2 separate regions of the Homo sapiens genome follow, and region 1 is linked to region 2. A link is an interaction called in ENCODE POLR2A ChIA-PET data of the cell type or tissue named here. Cell type or tissue: B cell. All regions are shown on one strand. Each heading gives the region's core, and the rest is flanking DNA. Links, peaks and the distances in the headings are about the cores only.

Region 1 (2,936 bases), core at 136-2,635, 410 kb before region 2:
AACTTTTTTGGGGTATTCTTATTGGATTTCATCAGACTTATGAAAGTAATGACATACCCATTTGCCCAGAATGATGCTCCAAGATTTTATTTTTTAGTTACCTCAGACATCTTCTAAATTGTTTATTCATTATATAATCTTAAATTTAAGGGAACTGAGCATAAATATGTTGAATTAGTGGCTTCCTATTAGATCCCAGTGAACTCCTCTTAAAACAGGGCTCTTATCTGTGTAGCATATGCGCAGTTGTGATGTTGTGAAAGTTTGTCTTTACATCACTCTCTTCCCTATACTCACCTTCAGCAGGCCCTGCTTTCACTTTGGCATGCTCCACTCACCCAGCAGCAATTTTTACAATCAGTAATAGCTCTTTCACGAGTGCTTCTTTCTCCTCTGGGCCTTCCACTGATGCGACCTACAAAGTCCTTTCATCCCTCAGCCGCCCCTTTATGTCCGCGGAATTCTTTCCAACTATGTTCTATCAGAGGAGCCGGCCACTACAGCCGCCTAATCCATGACACGGTATCATTGTGCAATCACTTTAAATGAACCTCTCTTCAAAAGTTTTCTGAAAAGAATTCATAATCCAAAGGAGTATCCATGCTTCCACAGATACCCTGCTGTGTTGGTCAGGTGGTGTTTTAGGGAGCACTTTCAGTATGTCTCAGGTCCCTCCCACCAGCAGCCACTTCATTTGTCCACACAGATCTAAGCCTTGGATGCAAGCAAATGGGAAACCTGGCCCTTACTTGAGGAAGCAATTTTGTTTTTGAAAATGTTGGGATTGGAAGATGAACTCTCTATCAGCAAAATATTAAGATACTCCTTGAAAATTTATATACTTAAAAAATTGTACATTGCATTACCTGTTCCCCTGGTCTCTTTTTCTATTCCCTCTTTGCAATATGAGGCAGGCAGCCACTGCGTGTCCCTTGTACCATAGTGACTATGTTGTCACTCAGACTTACCCTGTGTGCTCTCCCTTCTGCCCCACCAAAGCCACCAGAGGTGTAATTAGTGATTATTTATCCAGAAATGTCTTGAACAGGGTTTAAGAACTCTTTGAAGAGAATATGTACCACTTGTTGGATGAAAGAGAGAATTTGAAACGGTTGGGGAGAGGTTTAGGGACAGAGGGCAAATTTCATTCTGCCTTCTATCTCCTCTATTAAATCACAGATAAAGCATCTTCCTATGTGCAAAGACAGGGTACATAAACAAATATTTCCCAACTTAGTGTAGTCTTAAATCTTTAAATAAAGAGTATCCATATCAAATGGAATGCAATTTTATATTAAAAATCATCACTCAAGATTCAAAAGGAAGAAATAAGATTCTAAGTAAAAGATTTTGAACACTACTAAAGTAAGAAACATTCTACAACTTTCTTATTCCTTTTGACCCCTTTAGCAAAGGCTAAATAGCTAGCCAACAGATTTCCTCCCAACTATTCCATTTAACTTCCTTTCTTCCTTCCATCTGTCATTCATTCATTCTTTCCTTCCTTCCTTCATCTTTTCTGCTTCCTCTTTTCATTTTCAAGTTGTAAATTCTTTAGTATCAGTTGTGAACTCAGTAAAGCTACACACACACACACACACACACGCACAACTGGTTATTAACAGGATTTTTCCTTTGCGTTGGAAAATTACATTTTCTGTTTCAGAACCATAGGGTATTATTCTTTTTTGATTTATCAGAATCACTTCAAAATAAAATACCTTCACTAAAGGAGCTTATTTCTAAACAATTGATGATGCATGTTATAGATAATATGGTCATAGAATAACTTCTATGATTATTTTTTGTTATTAATCACTGTAATTACTCTATGATTGCAATGATGATTAACTTACAATGAATAAGGTCTGTGCTTGTGTTGGTTATATAGTATTTGTGAAGGATTTATGTTCATGCATCCACACAGTCTCATCTCATCCTTACGTAGCCGTGAGATTCTAGTCTGTGTAGCCTACGGCCGCAAAATAAACTCACCCACAGGAGAATAAAGCCTATGGTTTCTCTCACATTATCAGTGGGCTATAAGCTCTTAAACTCCACAGGTCAGTGATGATTAACTGAGCATTCTAAAACTTGGTGAATGTGTATGCTCTACACTCTCATACGTTCCATAATAAGCACTGTCTGTATTGTTTGAATGACTGTCCTGAAGAGTTCGCTCAAGCCGTTTTATCACATTTCAAGCTGTATTATTTAGCATCTTAAACTTAAGAAAAACTTAAGAATGATTTTTTTTCTGGCTTTTCACTAGTATTTGATGACACTTATTTTCCAGTCTACATAAGATAATTAAAATAAATGAACTACTCAACACAGTAGTGTTTAATTATAGCAGACAATACATTTTAAAAGGTAAAGTCTATACTTGTGTGCATATGCTCCCTTTCATCTTTTGGGACTTGGGATCACTAAATGTTAGTTTTCCTGTTACTGTAGAGCAGGAGAACTGATCCTCTTCACAAAAGAGGGCTCCTTGTGAGGATGTTAACAGTCTAGCTCAAAGAACCAAAGTGCCTCAGAATCACCCAGGTGCATGTTAAAATCCAGATTCATGGGCCCCACCTCAGGCCCACTTAGCTGCAATCTCAGGAATCTGCATTATAACAGGCTCCTCAGGTGGTTCTTCCATAGCACTTATTTGCATGCTACTCTCTTAAGGTGAGGGGAAGCATAAGATCCACAGGTCCCTCTAATGCCATAATTTTTTTTTCTCTCCGTTTGTTATTCACTCCTGTTCTCTCCACTAATGTTCACAAATTTTGTGGAACTTTTAAAGTCATGAGAACCTTTCAAGATAGTAAGATGAATCTTGATTCAAAATTGTAAACAAGAAAAAAAGACATGCCACAAATATTCTGCCTGTTGAAATTAGAAAACCAGTTAAGCAATATGGAAACCTAATTATCTCAAATTTC
Region 2 (2,936 bases), core at 286-2,785:
TATAGCATCCTCTGCTTTATAGGTGTTAACCTATATTGTTTTAAGGGTTCATTGACTGCCTAATAAATATCTTCTCAAAGTCTGGACAAAAACATTCTCAAAAAAAGTATATGTTCCTTTCTCTGTCCCTAGACAATAAACCACTTGAGGATAAATCTGTGTGTATATTACTTGTGAGTCCTCAGAGCCTACCACATTGCTTGGAACATAATAGGCACCCATTTATATTTTTAAATAAATGAATGGAATCATCAAATCTACTACCAAAGTGGTATGTTGGAAAAATGTTATTAATAATTAAGGTGGATAACAGGGAAGGAAGATTAGTACGTGGTTCTACTTCTGACTTCATATAACTGCCTGAATGTCCATTTTAGTAGTTGTCAAAAATTCAGTTAAACTGTTTTGTGTTCCATGTATAAATGGAATCATGTAGTATTTGTCTTTTTGTGCCTGGCTTACTTCATTTAACATAATGTCCTCCAGTTCATCCATGTTGTTGCAAATGATAAGATTTCACAGAAATAGGGAGTAAAACAGTGGTTACCAGAGGCTGGGGAGTAGGGGATAGGAGATTGGGAAGATATTGGCCAAAGGAAACAAAATTTCAGTTACAAAGGATAAATAAGTTTAAGAGATTTATTTTACATATCATATTGCATATTAAAAAATTGCTAAGAGAGAAGGTTTTAATGGTTCTCACCACACACACAAAAAAAGTATGTAAGGTAAATAGATTGATTTGAGATATATATATATATCTCAAAAACATCATATTTTACATCACAAACATACAACTTTTATTTGTCAATTAACAGTATAAAAACAATGAATAACAATTCAAGTTTGCACAATTAAATCACTATCTCTGGTAGAATTGATGAAGCCTAGATTTCTAAATTAAAAATTATTATATTAAATGAGTTTGTAACCAAAATGGCTAAAACAGACTTAGAGTCCAAGTCTGTAGGACACAAAATCACCTGCATTTTTCACTACAACAAAATGGAATGAGAGTACAGAATTGAGCAATGTAACTGTCAATCACTGAGCAGTGACAGCAGTGGTCACAGTGGTCGGCTCCATTGAACCTTCTGGGGAGAGTTGCATGACAAAATGCTGTACTCTCTCTGACCTTCATTTGGAAAGCCATGAGCCTTGTCAGGCTTGGCTAGAAGACGTTCCCTCCAATTTGTGCGAGGGGCCCTCAGAATGTACTAGTATTATCAGAAAACACCCAAGCCACAGGAAATATAACTCTCAAGTAAGAAGAACACATCTAAGTAACAATAGCAGCACCTTAAATTTGAAAGCTCGCATTTACCTAAGCAGCACTTTCATCTAAAACAAAAGAAATTTGGAGGGTATTTTTAGTAATGGTCCTGGTCAAAGAAAAGCATCTGCTTTCATGATTTCAAGCAGCAAATCTACTTTTGTGAATATGCTGTGGGGGCTTGAAAGGATCTCTCAACAGACTCATACATGTTAAACTGCCTGATGCTTAATGTTAGGCTTATCTTTTTTTTTTTTTTTGATAAATTCTCCTTGGGATGCTTCTCCTACTCATCAAAGTTTGAAAATTCATCTTGAAGAGATCACAGTTCTTAACCCAGGTTTTAAATCTAATCAGATGACAGAACCTAGAAATTCATTAACAGTGACTCACAAATCCTCTCCTATTCCTTTTTTTTTTTTTTCTGTTGCCCTTCTAGCACCTGTGGGTTCCTCACTTTACTGTGATTTACCACACACACACACCAAAATCTGGATTGGGCTTTGCTATCTCTCATGTTTCCTCTGGCTTATCCATCTTACAAGTCACTACCTGACATAATTGCATAAATGGCAACTCCAATTACACAATTACCGTCTTCAAAAGGTCTTTTACCTTATAAGGTGAAATGCAAGTTAGCTCATCATTTTCATTTTCAACTCACTTTTCTCACCTTAAGTTTTTAAGGCATTGTATGCTCTTGTCAAATAGGTCTCCTCACTGTTTTTCCTATGGATGTCATATTGATTATTGGCTTGGCATTGTTTCTTTCTCTAACTCATTCCTTTTTATGGCTGAGTAGTATTCCATCAATTCCTATATATATATATATATATATATATATATATATATATATATAGGAATTCCATATATATGGTGGAATATATATATATTCCATGTGATATATATATATATCGCAATACATATATATTCCATGTGATTTATATATATATATGATGGAATATATATATATATAATCCATGTGATATGTGTGTGTTTGTGTATATATATATGTGTGTGTGTGTGTGTGTGTGTGTGTGTGTGTGTATCACAATTTCTTTATCCACTCATTGATTTTATGTGCCTTGGTCTATTTTTCTTTATTTTCTTTATTTTTTATTTTTATTTTTCCATAGGTTATTGGGGTACAGGTGGTGTTTGCTTACATGAGTAAGTTCTTTAGTGGTGATTTGTGAGATTTTGATGCACCCATCACCTGAGCAGTATACACAGCACCCTATTTTTAGTCTTTTATCCCTCACTCCCCTCCCACTCTTCTCTCCAAGTCTCCAAAGTCCATTGTATCATTTTTATGCCTATGCGTCCTCACAACTTAGCTCCCACATATCAATGAGAATATACAATGTTTGGTTTTCCATTCCTGAGTTACTTCACTTAGAATAATATTCTCCAATTTCATCCAGGTCGCTGCAAATGCTATGATGGAATTCCATATATATGATGGAATATATATATATTCCATGTGATATATATATATTCCATGTGATATACATATATGATGGAATATATATATTCCATGTGATATACATATATGATGGAATATATATATTCCATGTGATATACATATATGATGGAATATATATATTCCATGTGATATACATATATGATGGAATATATATATTCCATGTGATATACATATATG

The links. Peaks named below come from ENCODE experiments on the same cell type or tissue, not always from the same donor. Only the 100,000 strongest peaks of a DNase experiment are listed, where the experiment ranks them.
Region 1: POLR2A ChIA-PET joins it to region 2 with 5 read pairs; 3 of 35 experiments call an interaction of 5 or more read pairs at or near these places.

The regions. Positions count from the first base shown.
Region 1 is chr5:88,895,362-88,898,297 of GRCh38, forward strand. All of the region lies in intron 1 of MEF2C-AS1 (MEF2C antisense RNA 1), which reads left to right. It also overlaps a transcript of MEF2C not described here. Among named protein-coding and RNA genes, the nearest start is that of MEF2C-AS1, 14 kb to the left of the region's middle. In B cell, for the core only: no CTCF peak of the experiment used is centred there; no DNase peak of the experiment used is centred there.
Region 2 is chr5:89,307,648-89,310,583 of GRCh38, forward strand. All of the region lies in intron 7 of MEF2C-AS1 (MEF2C antisense RNA 1), which reads left to right. Among named protein-coding and RNA genes, the nearest start is that of LINC02161, 270 kb to the right of the region's middle. In B cell, for the core only: no CTCF peak of the experiment used is centred there; no DNase peak of the experiment used is centred there; H3K27ac peaks cover 757 bases.